4 separate regions of the Homo sapiens genome follow, and regions 2, 3 and 4 are each linked to region 1. The links are chromatin loops, found by intact Hi-C in ENCODE. Cell type or tissue: heart left ventricle. All regions are shown on one strand. Each heading gives the region's core, and the rest is flanking DNA. Links, peaks and the distances in the headings are about the cores only. Region 1 overlaps SLC8A1 (solute carrier family 8 member A1). Region 2 overlaps SLC8A1 (solute carrier family 8 member A1). Region 3 holds the start of SLC8A1-AS1 (SLC8A1 antisense RNA 1). Region 4 overlaps SLC8A1 (solute carrier family 8 member A1).

What was found. Hi-C counts contacts between places; a loop is a spot of excess contacts. Peaks named below come from ENCODE experiments on the same cell type or tissue, not always from the same donor. Only the 100,000 strongest peaks of a DNase experiment are listed, where the experiment ranks them.
Region 2: it touches region 1 in a loop (2.0-fold over the local background); 6 of 110 quality-filtered maps call a loop at or near these places.
Region 3: a loop joins it to region 1, with 3 times the contacts of the local background. A loop is called at or near these places in 13 of 110 quality-filtered maps.
Region 4: a loop joins it to region 1, with 2.1 times the contacts of the local background. A loop is called at or near these places in 7 of 110 quality-filtered maps.

Annotation. Positions count from the first base shown.
Region 1 is chr2:40,240,706-40,248,597 of GRCh38, forward strand. All of the region lies in intron 2 of SLC8A1 (solute carrier family 8 member A1), which reads right to left. The region is part of intron 3 of SLC8A1-AS1 (SLC8A1 antisense RNA 1); the gene reads left to right. Among named protein-coding and RNA genes, the nearest start is that of SLC8A1, 210 kb to the right of the region's middle. RefSeq lists an enhancer at 1,555-2,105. In heart left ventricle, for the core only: a CTCF peak has its summit at 4,096 (motif pointing right); a DNase peak (open chromatin) is centred at 4,085; H3K27ac peaks cover 1,619 bases.
Region 2 is chr2:40,427,707-40,435,598 of GRCh38, forward strand. It overlaps SLC8A1 (solute carrier family 8 member A1), which reads right to left. Exons shown (of 11, transcript NM_021097.5): 2 at 767-2,598. The coding sequence starts at 2,574. Among named protein-coding and RNA genes, the nearest start is that of SLC8A1, 20 kb to the right of the region's middle. RefSeq lists an enhancer at 6,793-7,892. In heart left ventricle, for the core only: no CTCF peak of the experiment used is centred there; a DNase peak (open chromatin) is centred at 4,055; H3K27ac peaks cover 1,791 bases.
Region 3 is chr2:39,910,155-39,918,046 of GRCh38, forward strand. SLC8A1-AS1 (SLC8A1 antisense RNA 1) reads left to right here and starts at 7,480. Exons shown (of 5, transcript NR_038441.1): 1 at 7,480-7,505. In heart left ventricle, for the core only: a CTCF peak has its summit at 3,603 (motif pointing right); no DNase peak of the experiment used is centred there.
Region 4 is chr2:40,357,397-40,365,288 of GRCh38, forward strand. The region is part of intron 2 of SLC8A1 (solute carrier family 8 member A1); the gene reads right to left. Among named protein-coding and RNA genes, the nearest start is that of SLC8A1, 91 kb to the right of the region's middle. In heart left ventricle, for the core only: CTCF peaks have their summits at 3,454 (motif pointing left) and 3,706; no DNase peak of the experiment used is centred there.

The DNA of each region.
Region 1 (7,892 bases), core at 1,930-6,929:
GCACATTTTTCTAGTTTAAAAGTGAAGTCGGGCATGGCAGCTCCTGCCTGTACTCCCAGCTACTTAGGAGACTGAGGCAGGAGGATTGCATGAACCTAGGAGTTCAAGGCTGCAGTGAACCATGATCATTGCCATTGCACTACTGCCTGGATGACAGAATGATACCCCGACTCAAAAAAAAGTGACCCACATGTGTATTTGTCACTTTTAAAATAGAGACAATAAATTTCTTCCGTGATTTTTAAAGAACTTAAAACAGAGGTACTATTCAACCCAGCAATCCCATTATTGGGTATATACCCAAAGGAAAATAAATCATTCTACCAAAAAGGCACATGGACTTGCACGTTCATCACTATGCCATTCACAATAGCAAAGGCATGGAATCAAGTCAGGTGCCCATCAACAGTGGATTGGATAAAGCTAATACGGTATATATACACCATGGAATATTACACAGCCATAAAAAAGAACAAAATCATGGTTTTTGCAGTGATATGGATGCAAGTGGAGGCCATAATCCTCAGCGAATTAACACAGCAACAGAAAACCAAATACCACGTGTTCTCACTTACAAATGGGAGATAATCACTGAGCATACACGGACATAAACGTGGGTATAATAGACACTCTGGACTACCTGGAATAGGGGGCATGGGTTGAAAAACTACTTTATCAGTACTGTACTCAGTACCTGAATGACGAGATCCACACCCCAAACTTCAGCATCACACAATAAACCCGCACATGTACCCCCTCCGTCAAAAATAAAAGTTGAAATTTAAATAATAAATTCCTTCCTCACAGGTATTAAAAAGCACAATGTGAGTAAAGTACCTGATATGTGACCATAAATACCTGTCCCCCTTTGACCTCTTCTTTGCCCTCCCCTAACCTTGAGGTGTGATTAACCTTCCTGCCTTTTCAAATTCTGAAGACCACAACAGAGTAGGGAAAGAAGAGTGTGAAGGTGGTCCATCTAATCCCAATTCAGAGCCTGGGACAGACACCCATACTGAATCCTCTACTTTAGAAAAGAACTCCACAGGCTTTGAGAGTGACCTGTCACTTGTCATAGCCCCTAAGGACTATGAGCTTTTTCACCATAAGCATTGCCTATTTGTTCCAATCTAGTAAGATCAGATTTATCAACAGACAGAAAAATAGATATCAGTTTTTTTCTTATTCTAAAAACAATATGTTTATGTTGTTGAATACTGGGATAAAATATAGAAAATATTAATTATTCATAATTCCTAATCCAAGCAGTGTTCCACTCAATAATTTGATCTATTTCCTATAGTTTGCTACTAACTTCGGGGCAGATCTCCAGAAAATAAATATTGATGGGGCTATGATGTCTCCATTTTGACTAAATATATTGTTATATAAAGTGGTAACGCCTTACAATTTAAGTGTGAGAAGGATGTGTGTGTGTGTGCGTGTGTGTGTGTGAGAGAGAGACAGAGAATATGAATATGAATATGACAATACTTTGGAGAAATGTGTCCATTAGAATTTTACCACAAGCCAGACTGAAAACATCAAAGATGTTTAAGTAAAGCCTGTTTAGTTCTTTGTGAATGTAATTTTGGAAAACAAACTAAAACATAAAGATAAAAGGTCCACATTTCCTTTCATATTTGCAAATAAGGCTTATTTCATGAATGGTGAAATCGCTTTGTGTAATTTGTAACCTCATTGTTGTCCTGGATTGCCTGCCATGCTGCCTGTGTTTATGTTGCTTCTCCCTATGGCATGTGCTCTGAGCAGACAAGGGTATAATTATAAATCTCCATCCACTAACAAGAACAATGGTTGCATCCAGCAACTCGACTCTCCCTTTGTGAAGCTCTACAGGGATACCGTCTTGAATGTCAAAGGTCTACAAATGTCATAGAAACAGCTGCCACCACTTCTTTGCATTAGGCATCTCTTTCAACATTTACTCATGGTATTGCCTTACCCATCTAGGCAGAAGCAAACCAAAATCCAGAGATTTTAAAATATGGTATCTATAATTACAAGAAACAACAAGAAACCAAAGAGGAATACAAATACAACCATGCCTTGTGTTTCAAGACTTTCTAGACTTGCTTAGAAAAAAAGAGACTAAATTTTTGTCTCTGGGCAAAGTTAGTCAGACGAGAAAGACAAACTTCACATGCAAGGTATACTTTTTGCTGTCTCCATTTTTATAAAAGCAAAGTTAATGAGGCTTTGATCTTTATTCCATAGTTATTAAGATTATTTTCCTAAATCTGAGATCATTGCAGAGATATACAAGGTAGTTCTGCCAAATCATTCATTCATTCCTTCACCAAACGTGGATACGAGTGTCTACTGAATGTCCAGTAAAAGCAGGAATACAGACATTGAAGGCTCATTTCATTGCCCTTAGTTTCTACATATCATAGCTGTGATGCATGGAATATTAAGGAAACCCCTAAATCTTTAACTGAGTTAATTCACAACTTACCAGAGCTATTTTCAATTCATGAAAATAAAGGCCAGGCGTGTAATCCCAGCACTCTGGGAGGCCAAAGTGGGTGGATTGCTTGAGCCTCAGGAGTTCAAGACCAGCCTGGGCAACATGATAAAACCCTGCCTCTACCAAAAATACAAATAAATAAATAAACTGGGCATGGTAGTGTCTGCGGTCCCACCTACTTGAGAGCTGAGATGGGAGGATCACTTGAGCCTAGGAGGTAGATGTTATAGTGACCAAGATCACCCCACTGTACTCCAACCTTGGTGACAAAGTGAGACCCTGTCTCAAAAAAGAGAAAAAGAAAAGAAAGATTTCTCAAGTCTAAGTTCAGTATTTAAGAAAAAATAAAAAGTAACATCATGGCTTTGAGCTTGATTTTACCTCTGTTTTAGACTAAGAAGTCTATTCAAATGGAGCCTATGGCCCTGTAACCTGGCTCTGGGAAAATGAACAAAGGAATGCAACATCACATCAGCACTGTGTATTTTTGGAAGGGTATTGCATTTTTCCTTTGTGGTGGATTGGTCCGTGCACTTGAAAATACATTCACAGTGGGAAGGCACCAACTCTGCTGCACATTTATAGTTGAATCTATTTTTTTTCCTGACAAATATTCAAGTGGGGGAGGAATTCCATGTGAATGCTCTAGTGCCTCCTTCCCTCTGATGAGTCTAAGTGCTAGATAAACAAACATTATTTCTAAAACCTCAAGGGGAATACTTGAAACTGGAGCAACGTAAGAGGAAAAGTGGGCAGAATGGATAGCTTCTAGGGAGACTGTGACATTTCTGAGTAATTACTGAGGGGTCTAGGGTCTGGGGGACAACGCTCCCATCAGCAGCCCTTTTGTTATTAAAAAAAATGAACATCTGAGCAATTTAATGGAAAGTGCTGTGAAAACACAGCTGCAAGCCTTACATTCTTACCAGATCACCTCCTCTAAGCTTTCCTATGTAGAAATTTTGAAGCTTTCCTGGTATCTCCTCACTAGGGGGTTAGGAAGTAAGTAAATACACTGCACTCTTGGTTTAGTGGTGGGAGATACATTAGGAAAGCGTCAGTGCACATGAAGAGACCCACAGGCTAACAGCCATCATTTACTGAGCATCTACTACGTGAGTCTCCTTCTGAGCGTTTCCACATCTATTATCTCTTTAAATTTCCCAACAACACTAAGGTAATGACAGCCTTTCCTGCTGACCTATGAAGGCCAGGCTGGGAGTTGTCCGATGACTTTTCCTGTATAATGTCACCCCAGGGGAAGACGTTACTCTGATTTTTCCACCTCATGTTTTTCCCTGGCAGTTGCTGTGAGAGAATGTTGTTTTTGGAGCTGAGTAGGCAAGTGGTGTGCATGATATGAAAAACCAAAAAAAAAAAAAAAAAAAAAATGCACCAAACCCCACAAACTTTCTGACAGAAAGCACTCGTCAATTTTAGCCTGTCTATGCAATGATCGAGGCCTTTTCCTACTGCTGGATATTTCTAAGTGAGAAGATCCTACCTCAGTTTTCAGCTGGGCTTTAGCTCTGCAAGAAGTGCTGCCCCAGTCAGCCTTGGGGAGATCAGTAGAGGATTAGTTAGCAGAGCAGCCACTGGAGGGCACTCCTGAAATCTAGAGGCTTCTTCCTCCCGAGGAAAGGGTTGCTGGAGTCCCTGCCTGAGACTGTGGGTTTAACAAAGAGAAGGAATGTCTGGGGGATAAGTCCCAGTGCACTCATTCTCTGGAAAAGGTCTGCTGTACATATTTGCCAAGTGATAAGGAACCTAGGAAATCAAAAACCATTTGACAATTTACAGTGTTCAAAGGTAGCTTCCTGACTCTTGAGTTACATAAATGGCTATGTTAAAAATAGGCAGCCAATATAATTGAGCAACCTTAAATGGCCTAGGATATGTACCATATGTGATAGCCATGAAAATAATCAAAAGAATAATTCAGTATAAATTAGGAATCATTCCCACTCCAGTGGACTCAGTCTTATGGAAGTGGCACATAGGAGAAACTTGGGATTCTGTGATTTGTGCTGTTCATGTACAGGTCTCTCTCTCCCTAGTGAAACTCAGCTCTTTAGTTTGGGAGCCTATACCGGATCTCTCTGATATCCCTCTCCAGCTCTAAACATATACTACGTAGTCACACTGATTGTCCGTTAAATACATTCAAGTCGTTATTTTCCTTATGACAAAATTCACAGTGAAAGGCCACGTGTCCACCAGAAGAATAAGGTGCAAATCTAAAGTGGGTTAGTGGCATTTTCTCAGGACAGAGTGCATGGGAGGACAACATAGCAATCCTGGAAGTTGACAGGGTAAAACTTTTGGACACTCTGACTCTGTGCTGTATGTACCTGTTTGCTTCTGCTTTGAAAATAACTAGTAATATACAAGATCCACTTGAACCACTGAATTTAGCAAAATCAGGCCAAACCAGACGTCTTTGCATTAATATTGTCATTTTGTTTTATATTACTTAAAAAGTCAAACTTTTTTTTTTTTAATCATTCCTTCTCTTGACTATCTGCTGCTCTCCTGTGATGTATATTGTGAAAAACACATTTTAAAACCAAGACAGATATCTCAAGATAGACATCATGTTCAGTTTCTAAGCTACAATTAAATCTCGTAGAATGGTAAGAGGTTTATATCAGACTGTTGACTGCTTTATATACATTACTTTCATTCGAGACTCATTTCATGGATGAGGAAACTGATGTTTACATAAGTCAAGGAACTTGACCAAGGTTACATAGTTATAAGAAGCTGAGCTAGGACCCTACAGGTCCATCTCAGAGACCTATGATGTTAATCATTATGCCATATGACCTGTCTTAGACTAGTTTAAGAAATAGCTTCTCAATTAACCTCTCTTCTTTTAAAAGTGTTCATAGGTTTTAATTCCTTTTTTTTCTGCTTAGGCAATACTTAATTTTTAAACTGTGCACATAGAAGATGAAATGGAAAAATGTATTCCAGATGTAGGTTTTATAGTTGCACATCTTGGATATGGTTGGTTACACATACACTACAAGCATGTGGTACACATCTATCTCATTTTTACTTTAGAAATACATTCTCAACAGGGGAAACTTGAAATACGCAAACTGTGGTCCTGATTCCACTTCAAAACGTCTGCTTTTATTGGGTTTACCCTGCAATCATGCAACTTTTGGCCAGAGTCAAATAGGGCAACTAAATTTTTTTCTTGAGTTTTACTTGGTATGGTTCACTGTAAATGCTTCCAACTAGTCCTAAAGACAGACTTTGTTCATTTGTTCTTCTATGAGTTTTATTCAGCAGAACCTTGGATAACAGCAGCTTAGCCAAACACTGTGGGGTAATCACTCTGCTCAGGACTGATTCCTGTGCAGTCAGTTCTTCTGCACATCTTGCCTTCAAGGTCTGCCAGCTGAATGCACTGTGTTTCCAACATTGCCCTCCAAACAGACCTTTCATAAGGAAAAGTCACTGCTACTTCATTAATTCCAGAAGATGGATGGTGAAGTCATATTGCTTTGATATGCTTTCAGACTCAGGCTGTTCATGGGAAGCTAGAACTCTCTGAAACAGAAAAGTTTTTAAATTCTGGCTACTTTTTCATAGGATTCTATTATGACACCTCAGAGGAATTTTTTTTATTTAAGTCTGTCATTTTAAAGGAAAATGGTTAGATGTGACTAGGGCTGTGAAAACACAGTAGCTACCAGTGCCTGGCAAAGTTTGTACTCTAACATATTTCTGCTAAAAAAAAAAAGAATATTTTCCATTATTGCCTTGGATTCTTTCATCTTTTCTTACATGTTAAGAAACTTAATATCTGAAGAGTGAGAAATAGCCATTTTAGTGTGAAATCATGCTGGGGTGGAAAGGCCAGCATATTTCTTATAGATTAGTATTATAGGAGAGTTTGGCCATTTTCCTGGGCAGAAGCAAGGAGTTGGCACCTTGGAATCAACTCTTAGCCATCTGAAGGCTTTGAGCCTTGGTGAGTTTTCCAACCACAGGGCATTAGCTTTCTGCAGCCTGGAATGGAGCGATCACTATCCCCAGAGAGCTGTCATGGGTGCAGGCAGTGCTCAGCTTGGCTTAGTTCTACCATGGTCCTGAACAGCCAGGCTCTAGGTTAAGCCAAATCCAGAAGTATCTTGTTTTATTTCACTTGCCACGTGTTTGAGAAGGATTAATCTCAGAATATGGCAGAAGCCTTAGCAAAGCAACTTTAGAAAACAGCATATATATGTGTGTGTGTGTGTGTGTGTGGAGAGAGAGAGACAGATCTGAGGCATGGGTTTTACTAATGTTATTATTTAAATAAACCCTTCCTTATGCTAGAGCACCAGATGGTGTTACAAAAATGAGGAAAAAAGGCTCAGGGCATATAAGTCACGTGTCACATTAGCTGTATTGGCCTATGTTCAAATAATAAACATTTTAATCACTGCAGTTTATAACTCTATTTTAAATTTTTTGTTAATACATTAACAGTAACTGCTTACGTATACATAGAATTCTAATAAAAATGCATAAATAACTTACAAGAGGAAAGGGACTTAGGGATTATCCCTGGAAGCCCTCATTTCAAAGGTGAGACCCAGTAGAAACCCAATATGCACAGAAGTTAAGTGACTTTCTGAAAGGTCTTGCAGGTAATTAATTATAGAACAGGACTCCACGTTCAATGCTATGTTCACTATTACCTGAAATAGACTTGGAGGCAAAAATAAACTTATGTCAGCTATACTCAATGCTCAGTAAAGTGGCAGAGCAATATTTTATAAGCGTGTGTTCCGTGAACTCAAATGTGATGTTAGGTAGTGATTCTGAGTCCCTTAAAACAGATTGCTTGATTTATTTAAGGTATGTTCTCTATTACACCAAAAATTGTTTATGGATTTTTTAAAAACTGCACTCCATGGAGTAAGTACCAATTTCTACACTTTTGATGACATTAAGATATGTTAAGAGGCCTGAATGTTCTCAACTATGGATTAAAAATAAAGTACCAATTAGTTGGGTCAGTTTTCTACAGTGATTTGAAATTGATTTCTAAGTTTCCCTATTGCTAATGGCTGAATGTTTATGTTTTCCCAACTCCAAACTCAGAGGTTGAAATCCTAACTCCCAGGGTGATGGGATGAGAAGGTGGGTACCTTTGGGAAGTGATTAGGTCACTCTTAAGAGTGAGGTTAGTGCCCTTATAAAAGAGGCCCTGGACATCTCCCTTGCCCTACCATCACACCACCTGCAGGCACAGCGAAAAGATGGCTGTCTATGAATCAGGAAATTGTACTTCACCAGACACTGACTCTGCCAGAGCCTAGACCTTGGACTTTCTAGCCTCTGGAACTGTGGGAAATACATTTCTGTTGTTATAAGCCACCTAGTCTATGGTTCTTTGTTA
Region 2 (7,892 bases), core at 1,151-6,150, 190 kb after region 1:
ATAAATTTTTCCTTCTTTTCTCTGACCTGCTCCCTGACAACTAGACACGTGGACAGAACCTTATTTCTCTCTCCATCACTGTATCAGTGGGGTACAGGGTTTGTTTAATAAGGATGTAAAATAAAACCGGACTTGAACTACAAAAGGGCTGGATGGCCTTTCCCATGTTGGCATAACACTGAAGAAGCAGGATTGGTTATGAAGTCATAATTTAGCATTGGCATTTAAGCAGAAACATTAACTTATATTGTCACAAAACACAATGTCACATAAAAGCCACAAAAATATTTTCAGCCAGCCCTGGTAGCCAAGAAATTATTTTCAGGGTGTTTCCTTTTTGGGTTTTCCCAATTTGTACTCAGAAACGAAGTTAGAGACCTATTGTGATGTTTTAAATATTCCTTTTCTGAGTATATACCATGTGATTCAAAATAGAAGACCAATTTCTCAGCCTGTCTTAAGTCATCTGATAAACTGTGTCCCATCACTCATTTTATCATAGTCACAATGTAGTTAAAATGTGTAAATGTATAAAAGTAAAAATAAAATTCTGATGTAAATAAATTTAAGATCTCTGTGTGCAGAGCATATTGATAACTGGCACCCAAGCAAAGACTGATATCTTGAAAGGGATCTTGTATAAAAGCTATTCCATTCCTTGCATGCTATTTAATTTAAAAAATGATGCACAGACTCACATTCATAAACACACTGAACCACACACACACACACACACACACACACACATATATAATATAGAACTTACACAATTTCATCATTCTGGAATTCGAGCTCTCCACAAGTGTCCTCAAAATCCTCCCCTCCACCTCTGGCAGTCCCTTCGATGGTTTTATATGGAACGATAACATTTCCTCGAGCTCCAGATGTTCTCAATACTTTCACCTCCATGATGCCAATGCTCTCACTCACATGAGTCACAGGTTCCTCAAAAGTAAAAATGCCTGCGTGGTCATCATCAAAAATAGTTACAGTGGCAGTGGAGGGAGATCCGAGGCAAGCAAGTGTAGAAACATGATTGGCTTCCAGTATGCCATCTTCTGAAGCTTCAGAAGATACTTTGACATTGCTGAGATGCACAAGGAAATTTTCATCCTCCTCAAAGATATCATCATCTATGATACCCACTCTGATTTCCTTCTGGGTATCACCAGGCTTAAACACCACAGTTCCTTCAGTAAATTCATAATCAGACCCAGCATTTGCTGTGCCATCCTCTGTTCTGAAGTCAACAAACACAGTGTTAGTCAAATCACCACCTCTGCGGATAATGGTAAGGGCCACAGTACCACAGTTCTCCAGACACTGATATGTCCCTTGTTCAAAGAAGATCTTACTAACAGGGTCATTTTCAGTCACTTCAGTGTTGACCTCGTGCATGCTGACAGCCTTCCTTGCTTGGTCAGCTGCATGCCTCTTTAAAATGTTGCCAGCTCCAGTCATGAGGCGAGTAGCTTGAATGCGATAAAATGCTCTACTTTTTTGCTGCTGACTTAGGACTTGGTAGTTAGCTAATTCTATTAATTGCTCTATTTCTTTATCTGGATGCTTCTGCTTAAGTTCCTTCAGAATCCTAGCCATTTCTCGCCTAGCTTCTTCATCATCTTGGTCCCTCTCATCCACCTCCAGAACCAGAGCACCATCTAAGAAATTTTCAACATGAGAATTGACCACTTTCCCGTCCATTTCAATTTCAGTCTTAGAAGATGGCCTGTCTCCTTCATGTTCAATAATCATCCCCCTCTGCTTGCCAGCTCGATACCTCTTGTAGACATACTTGTAAAACAGAAGTCTCCTATCCGCTACCCAAGCGAACACAACACAGATGGGAAAGAAGAAGAAAGTAAGCAAACCTTCCCAGACCTCCACAACACCAGGAGATATGACAGACAAAATAATGTAAAGCCAGGTGTAGGCAAAGATGCTCCAGGCTGCTGTCACAAAGAAGACACGCAAATGCTTAATCTTCCTTGTCTCTCCGTCAGGCACCACATAAACACAGAGTGCAATAATGATGAACATATTGAATGCAGCACTTCCCACGATGGTGCTAGGACCGAGGTCTCCTGCAGTGAAGTTATGGCCACACACTTCAATTACTGAAAGGAGAATCTCAGGAGCAGAAGATCCCAGGGCCATCAAGGTCAGGTTAGAAACTGTTTCATTCCAGATCCTCACAGTTGTCTTGGTGGTCTCTCCATTGGGTTTCTTTATGGTTATTTCTTTTTCTTGAGATGTGATGACTTCTATAGAGGACATGAACCGATCAGCTATGATAGAGACTCCAAGAAACATGTAGACCATGGCCACAAAATACACAGTAGCTCTAGCAATTTTGTCCCCAAAAGAAGGGTCTTGGGGTTCCCAAATGGGCAAAATCACCCCTTTCTTACAGTAATATGATCCAGTACATTCACCAGTTTCATTTCCTTCTCCTTCCATTTCTGTCTCAGCAATTACATGGTCCACATGGGAAAATAAGAGACTCACAGTAACTAACAGATGAAATCCCATTGAAAAGGTGGGTGAAAGACTTAATCGCCGCATGTTGTACATGACACTTCCAACTGTCACAACCTACTGGTAAAAATAAGATGGGGGAGAGGGCAGAAAAAAAGTCATGTCATTAGAGCTGCAGCCAAAGCATTACTAATTACTTATTTTTATTACTCTTACCAAAATTTGTTTATATTTGACCATCACAAAACCGAAATTTGTTTATATTTGACCATCACAAAATCTATGGTGAATGATTGTTCTAAGACTCCATCAGTGACTAAGCAATCCTTTGTAAAGTTTACAACTCAATCTTTCTGTGAATTTACTACATGTAGTACCCATTCACTGAGCAAGATACACAATTGACTTACTGGAAAGGAAAAGTTCAATTTATATAGCCTTGCCTTATTAAACACACATTTATGCATGCTAATAGCCAAAATCACAGGACTTTTGAAGCATTAAACAATTTCCTCCTTTTTACTAAAGCAGATTTTCTTCTAAATTTGTGTTAGTACATCATCTTCCAAAAACGGTTTCAATGCCAAAAGCACCTTATTACAATTGATGCTTTGAAAATCAGACTCCGAAAAAATCCCACCAACACAAGGCCTGGTGATTATCTTAAACGCCAGAGAGCATCTTACACTGTATTTCATGAAATCATGTCCTATTGCTCCACACTTACTTGGAAACAAAACTTCAAGCTTGCCTGAAATCAAAGCTCAATGGCATTTGTTCTTGAGGAGAAAAAAATTCTGCTATAATGCAATATTTCCACACATTAAGTACAGTTTTTAAAAGCATGTTTTGATGAGAGCACATTTCTTTCTAATTTTCAGCCAGCCCAGGTCTGCTGATACATTAGCAGCTGGGCATCTGGTTCTTCAAGCACAGCTCTTCACATCTGTGTACAGAGCCTGTTTTTCTGCAGGCTGGAAAGGGAGATAAACAGGCCAAGGCCTAGTTGTGGGTAAGCGCCTGGCAGGCTGTGGAATCAGCGTCACCAACCTTAAAATGTTCCTTCTCGGTGTCGGTCATATTTTCCATGGTCATTCTAAAATACATATTAGTTCTGTCGAGGGTTCAAGTGACCAAAAAATGCAGGACCAATAATTCCATTTAAATTAGCTCATGTGGCATGACAAGAGTGACCACAAAATATACACATGATGAAGGACTGTAGGCAAGGAGGGCCATGGCAACAGAGTCAGTGAGCAGCACACAAAGCTTGGTAGGCATAGCAGTGGACTCAACCACCATGGCCTTAAGTCCACCCACCAGCTCAAGCAAAACTCTACTCAGACCTTACATCCCTTCTGCTTCCAGAACCTGGGATGGAGGTGAGGGGAAACTGAAGTAGAGGAAGGTCTGCTCCAAGTCAAGGTGACTGTCTCCCAGGCCTTGCAGGATGGACTAGTTATGACATCAGATAAAGCAGCAATAGGAAGAAGCCCTGAGTCAGAACATACCCTTATGTCCTGGAAAAAGTTAAAAGAGGAACTGGATTACAGGCTTTCATAGCTTCGGGCTGGCTGAGAGCCACCCCACATTCGCCTACACTCTCTGGCTCATGTTTGCTGCTGATGGCTTATACTGCAAACTGCACCAGTGCCCAGGAGAACACCGCTGCCTAGGACATTCTGGCAGACCCTGAGAGATCCCACCATAGACTAAAGCCCTTTATAGCTCATCACTACAGGGAGATAAGCTTCTTTGACATTTTTCCCATACTAAAGAAAATCAGAGGAGGGTTATAGCAGTAGAATTCAAAACTAAGTAAAAGGCTGAAAAATAGAGGTAGCATATTTTCAAAATATGCAAAAGTTCTGGTCAGTATGTCTGCTTGTTCAGTCTTTGAAAGGCTTTGAGATTTCTGCTTGAAACAAGGTGAAATTTAACCATCCTGCAAGAATGTTGGAAGATCTAGTTCCAACTCCCTTGTGTATCCATTTCATCCACAATATTTATGCATGCTTAATATGTATTTTAGAAAGACTTACTAGTCTGTCTTCTAGATCCTGAGAATTCACCAGTGATAAAACAAAGTCTCTGTCCTCACAGAGCTTATATTCTAATGGTGGAGGAAACAAACAAATATAAATATCAGAAGGTTAAAAACTCCTATGGTACATGTGTGTGCAGAACAATCTATAGAGGACAAGGAGAGTGTGAGATTGTGTGTGTGTGTGTGTGTGTGTATGTGTCAGTGTGTATACACGTGGGATGCATGATTTCATACTAGATGGTTAAGGAAGGCCTCTCTGATAAGGTAACACTTGAGCAAAGTCCTGAAGGACACGAAAGATCAAGTTTTGTGGATATCTGTAGGAAAAGAATTCCAGCAAGTGCAAAGGTCCTAATGGGAATCATGCTTGGCACAGTCTAAAAACACAGAAAACCAATGTAGCAAGAGGGTAATGGACCAAGGGGGCAGGGCTCAGGAGTGGGAATGGATCAGAGAACACTGAATTGCCATAAGGCATGGGCTTTGATGGGGTAGAAGATGAGAATCACTGGGAGGTTCTAATCAGAGGGTGATATGATCTGATTTTTCTTTTAGAAGGATCTCTCTGCTGGTTCAGTGCAGAAAAGACTGAAGGGGCAAGGGTGGAAACAAGGAGACCAGATTTTGCCTACTATATAAAATCTAATTTATAAGTGATCCCAATACTTGGCAGGTATACAAAATGGTACAGAAGATATTTAACATTTAAAATGGTGAAAGAAATGTCTTGGGGACCTGAAAGAATCAGAAAGGTGAAATATTTGTGATAAATAGTAGTACTGAACATAAACACTGAAGGGAGATTCAAACCTGTGTCTGTCTCCAAGACTGATATAACTAACCACTCCCTTCAAATTACTGCCAAATCGCATCATTCCATTCTTCACGTTTCAGCCAAAATGAAATTCCTAAAGTGCAGATCTGACACTCTTCACGTCCCTTAAAACTCTTCATTGGTTTCCCACTTCCCTGAGGACAAAGCTCAAACCCCTCAACAGGCTTTCTAAGACCTTTTATGATCTGGCATCTGAGCTCCAGAATATGGAAATTATTCCCATTCCCTGAACAAGGTAACAATTTCTTACATCCAAGTCTTTGCAGATTATTCTGTGTCCAAAACTATTTTGCTTTTTCCTTCTTAGAAGCAAGTTTCAAAAGAGCTGAACACCAAATTATAACCAATTTCCTGAGAGAATACTAGATTCCATTCTTAAACAGTCACAGATACCATGCTAAATTGTCTCTATACATATCAATTATATTTAATATTTCCATTAGCCAGCATTGCTGTTATAAAATGCCTAGTGTTGCTATTTCCATTATAGTCCATGAGAACAGCACCCCTGGAGATGTGCAATGCACAGTACCCTAACAATAATCCTAAATAGTAGGTACTATTAGCCCATTTGGAGGTTGGATAACTGAGGCTTAGATAGGTTAAGTACTTGCTGAAAGTCATACAGACAGTAAACTCCTCAACTAAGACCCAACCCCTGGTCTTTTTCCAAGACTGATATAACTAACTGCTCCATTATATCATCCCTGATAGTGTGTGAAGTAATCTTTGAGAACTATTGGGGTTGGCTTGGACTAGCCCGTTGGAAAGCCTCTTGGCTTCCATGCAGGGTCAGGAGGGCCTAGTTAGCAAAAGTCTTGTGGAAGGTTTCCAATAGCCTGGCTTTTATCTTATGCATTAGACTCAAACAGACAAGCATCAATAACTGTGATGTAACATGAGGGCTAGCATGTTCCTAGAGACAGCTGCCCTTCAATCTGGTCTTTTAGCAATTGCCTGGCAACCTCTTCCTGCATGCACTGTCAGGGCAATCTCCTGGGCCAGCCAAGAAAAAGCCCTGCCCTTTATCCCTTCCCTAGCCCACATCCCACAATATGTTCTTAGCCAAAAGGTCACCAGATGTCTAAAGGTAGACAGGTCAGTAAAAATCCATCATCATTATCAGAGAAAAAGGAAGGGGGCTTCCGGTGTTAACTAAAAACATTACAATTATATTCAAAAGAGAGCAGTATTATAATTTGTGAACAGTGGACACAGCACACTGATGTAGCTTATTGGCAATGAAGCAATTGGAAAGAACTCTCTGGACTTAAATTTCTTTTTCTTATTAAATTAATACCAAATTCAAATGCCCACGAAGATGTGGAATAGATGTTATCTAAATGTGAGTTCCTTCTTCATCCTTTTGTTTTCTTTCTTTCGGGGTCTTTCCTCTATCATCAGATTCAAAGTAGTTCTACTAAACTCTCCCCATTTTCCCTCAAATATACATTTCCATACAAATTAAGCAGAAAGATAAGAATAGAGACTGTGGATATGTTGATTTGCTGCCTGGCTTTCTTATATTCTGCCTTAATTTACCAATACAAAGTATAGGCTGATTTTTATGGTGGATTCAGATCAACTCGTACAACTGTGAGCAGTACTAACTTAAAATATCCATTACATCATGAAATGAGACTTTAGCACAGTATCAAGAATACCCAAATTATCTTCTGATCACTATTTATTTTAAAACAACACACAACCCATCACCCACAGATTACAGACCCAAATGACACTGACAAAGGATGGTAAAAAGATATCCAGCTGTGAGTAGTCCAGCCAGTTGTGTCGGAGGAAGAGGTCACAGCTACAAGGAATAGAAACCCACATCTACAAGAGATAGATCCAACTGCTTTGTAAAGGAAGAGGGAGAGCTTTTGGAGCAGAGGCCTGAAGAGTGGTTGGCAGCACGGTGACCATTCCCTGCTGGAAGCTATAGCCAGTTTTGACTACCAAGGAGGACGTGACTCAGAGCAAAGGCATATGCTGGCATTCCTAACAGCCCAATATATTGGACAGTCATCCTAATGGCATCCTCTTGATTGGCAGCTGGGGTTATTCCAAGGAACTCCTTGATGGCCTTCATCAGTACTTGGAATTCCCTTCTATGTAATTCTTGCTGACTGAAAGACTCAAAGCTAAGCAATTAATCTGTTTCTAAGGCAACATTAAAGCAACCATAAATCCTTATCCACTACCAAGGCAAGCACTTCCAAATGTTTCTAGACAAAGAGATGATGCCAGAGGATGAAGGCTTTTCTCATCTGACCATCTCACCTAAAGTGAAAATTACTGCCCTGGCTCCAGCCTCAGGCTATCAGACCATGGCCAGATTTCAGGAAAAAAAAAACCTCATTTACACAGAGACCCTCTACTAATACCTAATTTTCCCTTCCAAAGAAAGTTTCCTCTCTGCTGTTTAATACTTTGGGACAGGTGCCGAAGGGGATGGGCTATGAGCGGTCACATCATAGGCTCAAGCCTTTCTCTTAAACTCACAAAACAGAAGTCAGGCCCCTGCCTTAT
Region 3 (7,892 bases), core at 1,503-6,502, 330 kb before region 1:
CATTCCTTCTAGCTTAAAAGTCTTTGGAACTAATTTCCGTTTGCTGCATATATTCGTTTTTAATTCTCCTTTCCATGTGTTCCATATGTAGTTATTTAGGGACAATTTCCTCAGGCATTTTCAGAACATTCTCAATTTTACAAAGATTATAGGATACAATTATAGCTTATATGATTTTAGGAACTATGACATTGTAAAGAAAAATTATTGTGATAATCAGTAAACCTCTAAGATATTCTTACAAAGGCCACTTTTAGAAAATCACAGAAAATGAAGTCGGGTGATGTTATTTGTATGCATCAGGTGAAAAAAATACTCCCAAATGAGGAAAAATATTTTGGGACTTTTGAGTTGACTAGAATTCAAAGTAAAAAAAAAAAAAAAAGCCAGATCATTTTCTGTAATGATTCAACTCATTGGACATTTCTTGAGGTGTCAGTTATACCTTCTTAGAAATAGCTCTAGACATTTACAAGTTGTTAGAATAAAATAAACAAATGAATTAAAAAACCAACCAGATCTTGTGCATCCAGAGAGGTTCAATCTCTTCCAAACAATAATTTTTTTAGGATGCTATTATTGCTTAATTGTCTTTGAAATTCCTTTCCTGAAGCTACCTGTAGAATCTGAGGCATATGCTTTTGAACATGCTCACTGATGAAAACTATTTTTTTCCTGAAATCAAATCCGCGGTCAAAAATCATTTAGAAGTAAGAACAGTAGGTGAAAGGGCAGATCAAACTGGATAGTACTTTTTAGTGTATAAAATAGGGAACAACAGCAAGATGAGTGATTTTCTTACATTGAGAACTAGCTCCAAAGGTGGTTCAAAAGAGAACTCCTTAAATTGTTTAGAATGAGGAGTCAACATAAAAAACGCTTTGTGTCTTTTGTCATGTTAAAAAATGAGTCTCACAAACTTACATGACACAAGTTTACCAATGAAACAAACCTGCATATGTACCACTGAACTTACAAGTTAAAACAAAAAATGAGTCTCACAGTTTGCATGAAGTGTTACTTGATTTCAACCTGAAGCATCTTGGTAGTCAATTCAAATTCTGGTTCTGCCACTTAGGAACTGTGTGACATTGGGAAAGACTTGGTTTCCCAGAGCTTCATTTTTTCTTACAATGTGGGAAATATGTCACAGAGATGAGATGAGTGTTCAGTGAGGATGTGTGAATATATCTCACAAACTTTAATGGGTAATACCCAAGATAGTTATTAATAATGCCATTTTATGCATAATTTCTTATATAAATTTAATTAAACTATAAGCTCATAAAATATTCCTATCAAATATGATAGGAAAAATAAGGGAGAGATTTTCAGGATACTTATTGCCAATCCAGGCACCCTACTAAGCTCTTTATAATTTTTATTATAAGCTCTTTATAAATTATATTGAAATTTACTTGTATAATTTTAAATTTAGTTATTATGAACACTACAAGTTTCCATTGTATAGGTGAGAAAACTAAGGTTTAGAGAGTTTAATTTTGCCAGAGTTATAAAACTAGCAAATGATGGAGCTGAGGGTGGGGTCCAGATCTGAATGACTCCCAAACCAATGTTTTAAAAGCCCTATGTTACACTGCTTCCATTTCTGGCAACAATGTGAAGAGAAAAAGGAATGTACAAGACTTTGTTATATTGCACCAGTAATTACCAGACTTATTTGCATATGAGAATTACCCTGAACGTATAAAAACCATTGCAGCATCCAGGGCACACCAGAAATCAATTAAATTCCTTGAGGGTTGAATCCAGATATTAGCCTTAAACAAGCAAAACAGAAAGCTGTTCAGGTGATTCCAACATGCAGCCAAGTTTGAAACTCCATGTGTTTTAAGGTCAGTCCCTGAGACTGACTAGGAGATTTGTGATGACTGTGGGCTTGGGAGTAAGATGGTTCTAACTCCTGTTTGGCTGCTTAGGAGTTGTATGATTACGGACAGGTTACTGCCCTTCTCTAAACCTCAAATGATACTGAAAACATGTATTTGTGGGTAAAATAAAATAACCCAAGAAATGTTCCAGCACACTGCCTGGACCTACCAAGTAGTGCCTGGTGGTAGTAATACTTTGTTTCTCAAGCTCATTCTCTGCACAGATTTTCGGTTGCTTCTTGAAACTTTTAAGCATGTGATCTGCTGCCCCTGAGTGAAAGCAAGAGGCTACTATTGGCTCCTAAGTCTCTTTTGAATCATAATGTTATGCCATTTTTATTTGGGACGTGTATTTCTATAAGTGGTTCACAATATTTAGCAATGGAAACAATGGCTTATCTTGGGAGTAACCCAAGCCACTTGGTAATGAGAATAGTTATTTGATGATTTGATAGTTAATATTGGTGTTCTGGAAATGGCCATGTACATATGTTTATAGATGTGTGTTTTCTGTTTTTTGTTTTTTTGGGTAGATGTCACCCTTTCCCCTTATAGCTTGTTTACTTTCCTCACACAGGTGTAGGCAGGCAGCAGCGTTGTTTGAATTAGTCTTTTAAGTGAGTGTTTAATGAAGATGAGTAATTGCTTGCAGCTGCATGTATCTGTAGGGATTTGATTTTCTTCTAGTAGAGAACAAGGTGATTTTCCAGACAACTTTGGAAAGTGTGATCTTGGTTGTCCCCACATACTTGAGAGTGACTGCCTCTTGCACCAAAATGCCATGAAACTTCCTGCTTCCCTCCAGAAGACACCATCCTAGCTGGGGTATAGGCAGCTCATTTTATCTTAGAGAAGGTTTCCCCCTTCAATATAAAAGGTAATCAATGTGGTTTCAAGTGAAGATTATAAACATGAATGGCTCCTTGAGGGTGTGGCACTATGGCCTGATGAATCCTAGATTTGTTTCCACTTTCCCCCTAATTAAGACTGAAGTTTGAACTGCTGGCATGGTTGAAAGTAGATTCTGAGATTTTTTCACTTAGAAACAGGATTTTCTAGAGTCGATCTATGCAGAGACCTTGTAGGGGAAAGAACAGGATTGGCACCAAACATTGGGGTTTAGAAGTCATAAGTAGGACCTAAGAGAGGCAACCAAGGAACCACAGAGTTGAGTGACTGGACTAAGACCCTTAACCAGTGGCAGGGCTGGATTCTAAGTGTGTATCTGAGTTCCTCCAAAGCGTATTCTTTACTTCATACAATTCCCTGAATATCCTCACCTGTGAGGAGGCAGAATCCTTTCATCCCTCAATGGCAATGGAAATGCATGTACGCATCTTACACAATGGGTGTGTTCTTGAAGAGTGGTGAGAAAAATTGCTTTTATAAATCAAATCACATACCATGTTTACAAGGAATATTAATATTTAAAAGGAATTCAATCTTAAATCTTTTTTGAATTCTTGGTAAATGTAGATGTTATTCAAAGTGAGGCTTCGGTGTAGTCATAATCATTAAACTGCTAGCAAATGTTATTCTAATATATTAGTCCATGATACCATAAGATGGATTAATTTTTATTACAAAGTACGATTCTTGATTTTTTTTTTTGGTGAAGTTGTGTTTGATGAGGAAGTGCTATCAAATTACAAAAGGAGAATTGACCAAGCAGGAGAGTTGAGCTCTATCAAGCCAGCTACTTGTTTTATCCACTAGAGGGTAGCATTGGCATTGGAATGACACGTAGACATTTACAGTTTTTCAAATTGAAAGAGCTGCCTGTGAAATGCAGACTATTGCCAAATCTACAATATATTAAATGATTTGATAAACAATTTGATATGACGGAAAACACCACATGATTGTAATTGGATTCTTCTGTATTACTGGGCGATGTACACCCTGAAGGACATTCTTAAGGCCCACTACCTGTGTCTTGTGGGGGTGGTTACTTTGGGCCTCAAGCCAACCATGTGCCATTTGGGACTAAGACCTTTCCTTCTCACCTTTCCAGCTCAATTCCTGCTTTACTTCTCCATTTGCAAATTGTCAGCATGCTGGAGAATCTCAGTGTGAATTACCTTCCCTTTCCTTCAACCTAAAGCCGTACTTACCATAGAAGTTGATTCTTTTAATGAGTCTCTTGAGGAATTCAACACTTGTGACAGGCATTTCTGCTTATCCTCACTAGAATGCTGTGAGGGGCCTGAGGACTGCCGTCCTCATGCCTTTTAACATAGAAAGACAAAGTCCTCATGTCATTTCACATCACCCTTCTGCTTGGTAGTGGAGCCAGGGCTGGATTCTGGTTGTGTTTTGTCTAACTCATCATTGACTGAGTGGTTTCCAGTGCTTAGCAGGGACTTCCTAGGTGTATGACACTTTTTTTTTTTTTTTTTAACTTAGCCCCTCATCCACCACATTGCTACTAGCAGTAACTACAAAACCACCAGACTACAGTAGTAGGTCCGTATACAGAACAAGATATTTAAAAGAGGTTGTTTTATCCAAGAAAGAAGTATTTTTGTTGTTCAAAATATTAATCTGTGAGAGGCACTAACATTCAGACCACAGCAGGCAGCAAACAATGAGCTTGTCTTGGAACTCACAGTTCTCCACCTGGCCTGGTAGCTGTACTACAAACATAGTATGTTCTTAATCGCTTTATGTTCTTTTTTGCATTTTTAGAATTTTTTTGATAGATAATATTTGTATGTTTTGAGATTCATGTGATATTTTGTTACATGCAGAGTGTTGTAATGATCAAACCAGGGTATTAGGATATCCATCACCCCAAATATTTATCATTTCTATGTGTTGGGAACATTTCAAGTCCTCGCTTCTAGCTATTTTGAAATATACCGTATGTTGTTAACTATAGTCACTCTACTCTGCTGTTGAATATAACTTTTTCCTTTTACCTGTATGTTTGTACCCATTAACTAACCTCTCTTCTTTCCCCTATCCCCAACACAGATCCTTCCCAGGATCTGCTATCTATCATTGTACTCTACCTCCATGAGATCAACTTTTTAAAGCTCCTACATGAGAACATGGGATATTTGTCTTTCTGTGCCTGGCTTATTTCACTTAACGTAATTATGTCCACTTCCATCCATGTTGCTGCAAATGACATGATTTCATTCTTTCTAATGGCCCAGTGGTACTCCATTGTGTATATATATATACCACATTTTCTTTATCCATTCATCTGATAATACTTAAGTTGATTTCATAGCTTTGCTATTGTGAATGGTGCTGCAATAAACACGGGGGCCACAGGTATCCCTTTGAAATAATGATTTCCTTTCCTTTGGCTAAATAGCCAGTAGTGGTATTGCTGGATCATAAGATAGTTCCATTTTTACTTTTTTGGAGAAATCTTCATTTTTTTTTTATAGTGGCTGTACTAATTTACGTTCCTACTAATAGTGTCTAAGAGTTCCCTTTTCTCCACATCTTCACCGGCAACTGCTATTTTTTTTGCCTTGTTTCTAATAGTACTTCTAACTGGGGTAAGATGATATTTCATTGTGGTTTTGATTTCATCTACCTGATGATTAGTGATGTTGAGTATTTTTTCATATACCTGTTGACCCATTTACCTGTTGTATGTCTTCTTTTGAGAAATGTCTATGACATTTACTCACTTTTTTATGAGATTATTTGTTTTGCTGTTGAGTTTACTTTAATGTCTACTGATTACTAAGTCCCTTGTCAGATGAATAATTTGCAAATATTTTCTCCCATTCAACAGATGTCTGTTCACTCTATTGATTTCTAGTGTATGCAGAAGTTTTCCAGTTTATTTATTTTTTAGAGACAGTCTTGCTCTGTTACCCAGGCTGGAGTGCAGTCGCATGAATGTAGTTCACTGCAGCCTCCAACTCCTGGGTTCAAGTGATCCTCCCTCCTCAACCTCCCAAAGTGCTGAGCTGCTTTTCAATTTAATAAAGTCCCACTTGTCTATTTTGTTTCTGTTCCCTGTGCTTTTGAGGTCTGAGCCATAATAAAATCTTAACCTAGACCAATGTTACCATGTTTTCCTTCCTTATTTCCTCTCCTCCTTCCTTCCTTCCTTGGTTGCTTTCTTGCTTTGTTTTTGTTTTTTTTTTGAGCTGGAGTCTCACTCTGTAGCCCAGGCTGGAGGGCAGTGATGGAATCTCCGCTCACTGCAACCTCCACCTACTGGGTTCAAGCTATTCTCTTGCCTCAGCCTCCTGAGTAGGTGGGATTACAGATGCATGCCACCATGCCTGGCTAATTTTTTTTTGAATTTTTAGTAGAGATGGTTTCGGCATGTTGGCCAGGCTGGTCTTGAACTCCTGAACTCAGGTGATCCTCCTGCCTTGGCCTCCCAAAGTACTGGGATTACAGGCATGAGCCACTGCACCTGGTCCCACTATGTTTTCTTCTAATAGATTTATAGTTTTGGGTTTTACATTTACCTTTAATCCATCTTCACTTGATTTTTACATATGGTGAGATAGGGATCGGGTTTCATTCTTCTGCATGTTGATATTCAGTTTTCCCAGCAGTATTTATTGAAGAGAGTGTCCTTTTCCCAATATGTTCTTGGCACCTTTATAAAAAAAAATCAGTTTGTTGTAACTATGTGAATTTATGTATGGGGCCTCTGTTTCTTTCCACTGGCCTATGTGTCTGTTTTTATACTAGTACCATGCAATTTTGGTTACTAGAGTCTTGTAACATATTTTGAAGTCAGGTGGTGTGATGCCTCCAGCTTTGTTCTTTCTACTCAGGATTGCTTTGGCTATTCTGGCTCTTTTCAGCTTCCATATAAATTTTTGGATTGTTTTTTCTATTTCTGTGAAAAATGACATTAGTATTTTGATAGGGATTGCATTGGATCTGTAGATTGCTTTTGGTAGTATGGTTATTTTAACAATATTCTTCTGACGCATGAGCATGGGATGTCTTTCCATTTATTTGTGTTCAACTTTTTTCATCAGTGTTTTGTACTTTTCCTTATAGAAGTCTTTCACCTTTTTGGTTAAATCGATTCGTAGGTATTATATTTTACTTCTATAGCTGTTGTAAATGGGATTGTTTTCTTGATTGCTTCATCAGCTAGGTCACTAATCATGTATAGAAATGCTATGATTTTTGCATGTTGATTTTGTTTCTTGCAACTTCACTGAATGTATATATCAAATTGAGGGTTTTTAATGGAGTTTTTAGTTTTTTCTAGATATAAGATTAAGTTATTTGCAAAGAGAGCAACTTGACTTCCTCTGTTCCAATTTGAATGCCTTTTATTTCTCTTACCTGATTGGTCTGGCTAGGACTTCTAATATTATGTGATATGGTTTGGCTGTATGTTCCCACCCAAATCTCACCTGGAATTGTAATCTCCATAATCCCTACATGTCAAGCGCAGGACCAGGTAGAGGTAATGGGATCTTGGGGGCAGCTTCCTCCATGCTATTCTCATGATAGTGAGTTCTCATGAGATCTGATGGTTTCATAAGCATCTGGCATTTCCCCTGCTTGTGCTCACTCTGACCTTCCTCCCTACAAAGTTGTGTGCTTCTCCTTTTCCTTATGCCATGATTGTTAAGTTTCCTGAGGCCTCCCCAGCAATGCAGAACTGTGAGTCAATTAAACCTCTTTTCTTTATAAATTACCCAGTCTCAGGCAGTTCTTTATAGCAGTGTGAGAATGCACTAATACATTAAGTAAAATTCTAGTGGTGAAAGTGAAACTCTTTCCCCTAGGAACTCTTTCTAGTTCTTAGGGGAAAGAATGTCAGCTTTTCCCCACTCAATATCATGTTTACTGTGGGTTTGTCATATACAGCCTTTGTTATGTTGAGGTAAGTTCTCTTCTGTGCCTACTTTGTTGAGAGGTTTTATCATGAGGAAATGCTGAATTTTATCAGATGCTTTTTAAAAATCTATTGAGAAGAGCATATGGTTTTTGTCCTTCATTCTGTTGATGTGATGTATCACATTTATTGATTTGTGCGTGTTGAACCAT
Region 4 (7,892 bases), core at 963-5,962, 120 kb after region 1:
AGAGGTGGGAGGATTGCTTGAGCCCAGGAGGTCAAGGCTGCAGTGTGCTATGATCATGCCACTGCATGCCGGCCTGGGCAACAGAGCCAGACCCTGTCTTTAAAAAAAAAAAAAAAAAAAACACAAGATGTAAACAGTAATATTTCTGTGCTCAGTGTAGAAGTAATCTTCTCACAGAAATACCTAATGTAGACGACAGGTTGAAGGGAGCAGTAAACCACTATGGCGTGTGTAACAAACCTATGTAACAAACCTGCACGTTCTGCACATGTATCCGAGAACTTAAAGTATAATTTTAAAAAAAGGAACCTCCTCTCATTAATAACCAGCATATAGAATGCTGAGCTACATCACTGGATGCTAATCAAATGGATTAAAAGCCCTAGCTTATACGACATTCCTTTAGTGCACATCATCCTCTTTAAGGAGAGTACAGTTGATGGCTTCTCTCTCCCCCTTTTCATCTTTCCTGTTTCCTAACTTTAGGGAGACGTAAGCTGCTAGGAAGACAGATCATTGTTTTTGAGTTGCATGGTTCCTCTGTGCTGCCAGATATTTTATCCTGATGTGTTTGTATAAAAAGGGATAAAGGGAAATCCATCACAAAATTATTGTTGCTCAGTGAATGCCAAACAATACATGCAACTGAAGGAAAAAAAAAAAAAAAAAAAAAAAGGTGGCGGTGCTGGTGGTGACCTAGCCCTCATTCCTGTTATGAATGGGAAACTGAAGAAAGGTTAAGAAAAGCATTTATCCATCCACTCATCCACCCATTCATTCATTATTCATTCAAGAAAAAAATTCAGTAGCTATTTAAGGTTTTTAGATAATTTCTCAAATGCAGATAATTTTTAAAATTAAAATCTGGGCAGATTAAGACAAAAAAAAAAAAGACCCACCACATTGTGCCCTATGTTTAAATATGTTCTAAAAAATGTCCTTGTAGAAACATCTGCAGCCCACATAGACATTTTCATAGACATCTTGACAGCAAAAGAACAGTACTATCGTTTCAGGTACTTAGGAACATAAAAGGCAGTGAATATATCAGAAATCTCTCAAATTTTGTTTTTTAGTTCATTGAAGCATCAAGGAAAGAATAAGGGATTTGGAGTAAGAACATCTTAATTTTAAAACCTAATCCAGTCTAATCCTATTTATTCTCTTTATTTTGTGGAGCTGAACTGAGGATCAATTAAATTAATGCATGCATAACCATTTGGTTCTTGCATGTAGTCATTCACCCATTCAATTGATTGATTCATTAATTCACTCATTCAACAATCTGTACAATGGCCTAGGTACAGTCCAAGGTGCTGCTAGGATTCTAAGTTTGAGAAGAAACAGGCAAGACTCCTACTCTCATAAGGTTTTTTGTCTATTAAACAGCCAGGGGCTGATAAACAACAACACTAATGAATTTACAATGACACACTGAAGCGTGCACTCTGAAGGAGGGATATGCTTCTACAAGACTGAAGGCAAAGAACCACACAAAAACAGGGATGTAGGAAGGACTTTACTGAGCAGGAGACGCTTTGTACCTGAGAGGAAAACGAGAGCTTACTGGGAGAAGGTGCGGGGGTGGATGGGGGTGGAACGGCTTGTGCAAAAACCTCAGAACAGGAGACAACACGGTGATTGGAGGAATGGAAAGAAGGTCAACATACAAAGCTGGGCAGAAAAGAAGTGAAAGTGAAGCTGAAGGTGGGGAAGGGGTATCTAGCACGTACGCAGCTATTGAGCACTTGAAATGGGGCTAGTTCAAAATATATGGGCTGTAAATGTAAAATACACACTTTATTTTGAAGACTGTGAAAAAATGAAACTCTCTCAATTTCATACATCGATTACATACTGAAATGACATTTTGGACATTTTGGGTTTGATAAAATACATTATTAAAATTAATTTCACCTATTTATTTTTACTTTTTTAAGACGACTCCTAGAAAATGTAAAGGTACATACATGACTCATATTTTTCTTGGACAGTGCTGGTAGTAAGTACATGCATAGCCTTTTAAGTGTGAAAAAGGGTTTTTGTCCTGAGCGCAATGAGAAGCATTGGGAGGCTTTACGAAGAGAGACAATGGGATCTTCGCAGCTTCTGGGTAGAAAAGAGATCAAAAGGCACCTGGAGGCAATGGAGAAAAATGATCTGTGTACTGCATTATAACAGTTTGGTTTAGGGTCAAGAAGTAGAGATAAGAGGAGTGGAAGGATTTGAGAGATATTTAGGAAGAAACACATCAACAGGCTCTAGTAATGAATTGAGTATGTTACTGAGAAACCCCAAAGGGCAGAAATCATGTTGGGAAAACAAAGATACAGAGTATATGGAAATATACAATTTAAGTCCTATAATAGAGGCATGGATTCATTGCAGTAGGGGTACAAAGTAAGAAGCAAGTGTGTGCTTTACATAGGATAAAATATTGCTGCTGCAGCTTTTCAGGTAGGCTTCATTAAAAATCAACATCTCATCAAAAATATGCATTCTGGTTTTAAATATCTTTTACCCAGAGTTTAACTTAAAAAAAAAAAAAAAACAGATACATAATGAGTAACGGCTGTGCAAGAGTCTGTGGTAGGGCTGCTCTTGAAATGGAAAAGAAAGAGAATGTTTCTTTAGTGCCCACTGGCATGTGCCAGAAGTTTTAAGTGTTTAATTTATTTAATCATCCCAAAAACCTTACAAGGTCATGTTACTATCCCCATTTTAGAGGTAAGTAAAATGAGGCTCAAAATTGATTGAAGTTCCACGAAGACAGAAACCATTTTTATTTTGCCCCTCCACTCTATTCCTAATGCCCAGCACACTGTCCAGCATATGCTAGGCACTCCGTAAATAAAGGTTAAAACAGCTCCCAAGAGGTAGAGCCAAGTGCCAACCTTGCTTATCTAAATTTGGGATCATCATGCTACCATTTGTTTTTTTAATATATTGGATAGCAAGTACATTTAAGTTAAAGCTTTTTAAAAATAGAATTAGGCATAGTTTATATATTTATATGTGGTTAGGCTAACAGGTATTTATATAAGAGCCCTTTATCTGTGACAGGTGGTTATCCTCTACCTTATTGAATAACAAGAACAGTTAACACTTCCTGAGAATGTACTGTGTGCCAGCCTGTTCTAAGCACTTTGCTTGTATTATTTATGCCTCATTCTCAGCAACCCTACAGGATAGATACTATGATTTCTCTCACTTTAGACACTGGGAAACTGAGGTACACAGAGCTGAGGCATACAGAGGTTGAGTCACTTGCCCAAGGTCACATAGCTGTAAAGGCAACAAACCCAAGGAACCTAATTTTAGAATCTGCATCACACTCTCAACCCCTATGAGACAGAGCCCACTACTCCATGAGACTCTAGTTCTTACAAAGATCTCTCTAGCATTAGGGCAAGGTCTGCCCTCTTGCCATTGGTCCAGCACCCTCTGCTGGGGCCACACAGTGTTGTGGTTTATCAGGGCACCTCCTTGTAAATCTAGAAAATCATTCAAGGATAAATTGTGAGTCAGACATTTGGAGAGTCAGAATAAAATGAGCACAAAAAGAGCCTGTAGATCTCGTGTGGATCTCATTCCATGAAAAGAGCAAACTTACCCTGAGTCTTTAAATGTCCACTAGCAGGAAGCTATCATTTGTCTATGGTGACATCAGATAGAGTAGAGAAAAGAGGTGAAGAAAGGGACTTAGTAAGTTGAAGATTTCCCAACAGCAGAAACCATGGCATTCGGGTGTTAACAGTGAATTCAAGAGACCCTTGTTCATGAATGGAGTTTAATGGCTAAGATACTCTCTAAGCACACTAGGCAATCAGTGCTTGCTAGGAGTTCACATAATGAACAGGATGGTTACAACCAGACATCCAGGCATTTGATGTGTGCCGGTTACTTCAAGTGTCAAATTACTTACAAGTTTTCAATTGTGATATGTAAGAGGGCTTATTGCTATGATTTGGAAGATCAGTTGGGCACATGTGGGTCTATATATGAACACTTCACTTCTTCCAATACTTTAAAATTGTTATGCACATTAGTAGAGCTCCTGAAGGAGCCTTTTTTTTTTTTTGTTTTGGAATAGTCTTAATATTACTGTAAACACTTGAGAACATGTTCAGTATCTGGCCATTTCATACAAAGGGACCTCATCTGGTGCCCCATCAAGACAATCTGAAGTGCAATCAAGAACTCATTATGAGGTGGTCTAATCTGTAGGGTACCTCACTGCCTATAAACTAAGAGCAGCACGATGCTTCTCTACTGAATGATGTCATCTGCAGTCACTGGGAACACACGGAGGTAGACCAAATGCCCTATATGGTAAGTGGCCACACGTATCGGGTAGGAAGGATTGCCTCTGCCCAAATTCTAATATAAATGAGAAATAAATTCATTTACAAGAGAATATTATGCACTGAAATGCATAATTTTTCAATAATAATTATGCTAGATAGTCAGATGTTTATATCTTTTCTTTCCTTTTTTTTTTTTTTTTTTTTTTTTTTTTTTGGAGACAGAGTCTTGCTCTGTTTCCCAGGCAGGAGTGCAGTGGCACAATCTGCCTGCAACCTCTGCCTCCGGGTTCAAGTGATTCTCCTGACTCAACCTCCTGAGTAGCTGGGATTACAGGCATGCACCACCATGCCCTGCTAATCTCTGTATTTTTAGTAGAGATGGGGTTTCACCATGTTGGCCAGGCTGGTCTCGAACTCCTGGACTCAAGTAATCCACTTGCCTCAGCCTCCCATAGTGCTGGGATTACAGTAATGAGCCACTGCGCCTGGCCTACATCTTCTTATAATGACTAAGTTTGGAAGTAAGAGAAAAAATTGAAAGCCATTCTGTCTAATAGGTACTGGAAAATGGAAAAAGAAAAAAAGAAAAAAAAACTTAGATAGATAGATTCCAGGGACACAAAACCAGTGTTAGCATAAATAATGACAGCCCAGATTTATTTGTACTTAAAAAGGTATACAGGTAAATAATCTCAATTTAAAGTAGGAATAACACTTGCAAGACAAATTACCAACTACCAAAATAAAGAAAGGAAGAAAGAATGCATCATTGTGCTACTATTTTTTAATATATAGGGTAGCAAATTCAAAATATTTTAAAATGCTACACCACTTACCATTTAATCATTAATAATACACTATGTTAATAAAAATGATATATCTTCATGTGACAATTACAGTTGCAAATCAATACAGAGGTGTTGTCTTGGTGACTCAAATATCACAAAATGTTGTTGCCTTGGGTGGGTATAATATTCCAAAATTGGGAATAAATTTTGGTAAGTTTATAAACCAAATAAAGTATAATCTTTCCTCAATTTACATCATAGTTGCATCCCTCAAACATTTAGTACAAATTAAAACATTGTAAAAACTACATCTTTTTGTACAAGTTAAATTCTGTGTTCTCATAATTATAAACTGAACTTGTACTTCTGTGGATTTCTTGGGAATGCTCAGAGTGACCTAGAACTCAAAGAAATTTTTTGTTATTTGAGACTACCCCATGCAATACAGTTTATCTAGCCCCTTAGTTCTGACTAAATGTCCTTTCTGTTCCTCCTCAGTCCCTAGTATGACCATAACATGTCCCCATAAATATCCATAATCATTTCCCCACCACCCCTAGAAGGTACTGCTTTCATTCAGGACTACAGCTTACAACTCTTTTGTATCAAATTTGTACATCTGATCTAGAGGAATGAAAAAGGTTTTACTACTGAAGGTTGGTATTAGATGAGTCTTATAATCATTTTTCACCATATAAGTTAAGCTCAGAGATAAGATTCATTCAACATGCTTTATTTTTTTAATTTAAAGTTAAAGCTCATTGACAAAAGACTAAGAAACAACTGATAATAAAAAGTGCCTCCTCTCCCTTTTTCTGAAGTGGTTTCTAAAAGAACCACTGCAGGGATGATGATGATGATGATGATGATAGCACTAACATTTACTTAAACAGTTATTTTGTGTCACTACTAAACTATGTGCTGTAAATGCAAGAAAGCTACAAAACAGACCTCCAAACTCACTTGTGGAGCACTTGTGAAGATTAGAGATGATCAATGAGAAATAAACTGGCACATGGTAAATGATTAAAAACAAAAGCTATCATTATTATTAAATCCCAAGCTACCCTGAAGCAGTAACTCAAAAAACCGTGCCTTACCATTATGTCAGTTGTTCAGTAGTTATTTATTTATACCACAGACAATATGTTTCTTAAAATATGCATGCAAATAAGCCCATCAGAGCAAAAGACTTCCTTTAAATTTGCCCCTTTGTGGCAGGTAATAATGACATCGCCTCGCTTGGATGATTAATAACCAGTTGTTATGAGGACTGTGCCTACTGACGCAAATACAGCATTGTATTTGGGCCCTGAGTTATAACATTCATTTCTTTAAGGCTGATTGACTCTGAACAGTCACATTATTTGCTTGTTGAGTTTACGCAAGACGTTTTTCCAAGGGAGGTTTATTTATTTATTTATTTAGTGGCATTTACATGTGTGCCTCTGACTTCGGGGAGAAAAAAATGAAAGCACAATGTAAGTAGTCTAAAAAAAGGGCTAATCAGAATAACCCTGGATGTTTTTTCACCATGTTACCTCTGTACTCATATCACTATAGCCAATTTTTAATTAAAAAGCTTTTATTTTCTTTCAATAGGATAGTAAAAATGTGCAACTGCCTGATAAGTATTTGCTCTTAGTATAGCACACTTTTCAGATATTTTTAAAGAAGTATCAGATAATTAAAACAAAACATATAAAAACATATCAGCTGATATTATTTTCTCAATGCTCAGTATATGAATTAACTGATGGGAATATAGAGAAACAAAACAATTTAGAAGAAAAATAGCTCTTAAGCCATCAAGTTTCAAACATTTCAAACTCACTGGAATTGTGCAATCACTACGAGTTTGTGTGTGTGTTTGTGTGTGTGTGTATGTTTAGGGTAATACACTTTATTGATTCATTAAAAATGTAAGTACAGTAAGCTGGAAAGTATGGCAAGTAAAACAAAAAAAAAACAATTAGAAGATTTCTATGAAAACTTTACAATCTAATAAAATTGAATCCTTTTTTTTTGTTGTTGTTCTCTCCCCAGGCAATTATTTTGCTCTGTTCACATGTCTTCACAAAATACTTTCAATTTTATTTTTCCACCCTCAGATAAACAGATTCCTTTTGTTCGGCAGATGAGAAACGTACCAGCTGTTAGTACTACTATATCCATCCATTTACTAATATTTAATGAGAAAAAATTTAACTCCATTTTCAGCCTTTCTTTCCCTCTGCTCATTAAAGAGAAGCCTGCCCTCCTGGAAAGCCCTTACTTGTCAGCCCAGTTCTTGAATTATTTTTAAACAGAAAGTTAGGAGAAAATAATACAGTGATGAGGATAAGAAAGTGAAAGTGCTGCAATTTTTTTTTCTTTTAATTTTTTTTCTTGAGAAATGACAGGGAACAGCTTTGGAGTGTGTGCAGGTAACAGATGGAAGACAAAAAGAGGGATTTTAAGATTTGTTGCTGGGGCACATGTCTCTCTAATCAAGAAATCAAGTAAAGAACTGAGTTATTTTATGGTATTATTGTATTGCATGGCATGTATTCTTTCAACCCTGATGCCTCTCTGGGACTGGCCCACACTGGCCATGTTCTCCATGAGTTATTTATGGTACTTTACCATTTTTAGAGTGTATATAAATGCTTTACCTTATTTGAACCTCTGAAAACCACAGGGTAGGCAGGAAAGATATTATACCCACATTTTACATATGACTAAACCAAAAAAAAAAATGAAAGCGGGACAAGAATTCAGACTTTCTACCATAGAATTTGGTGGTCCTTCTATCAGC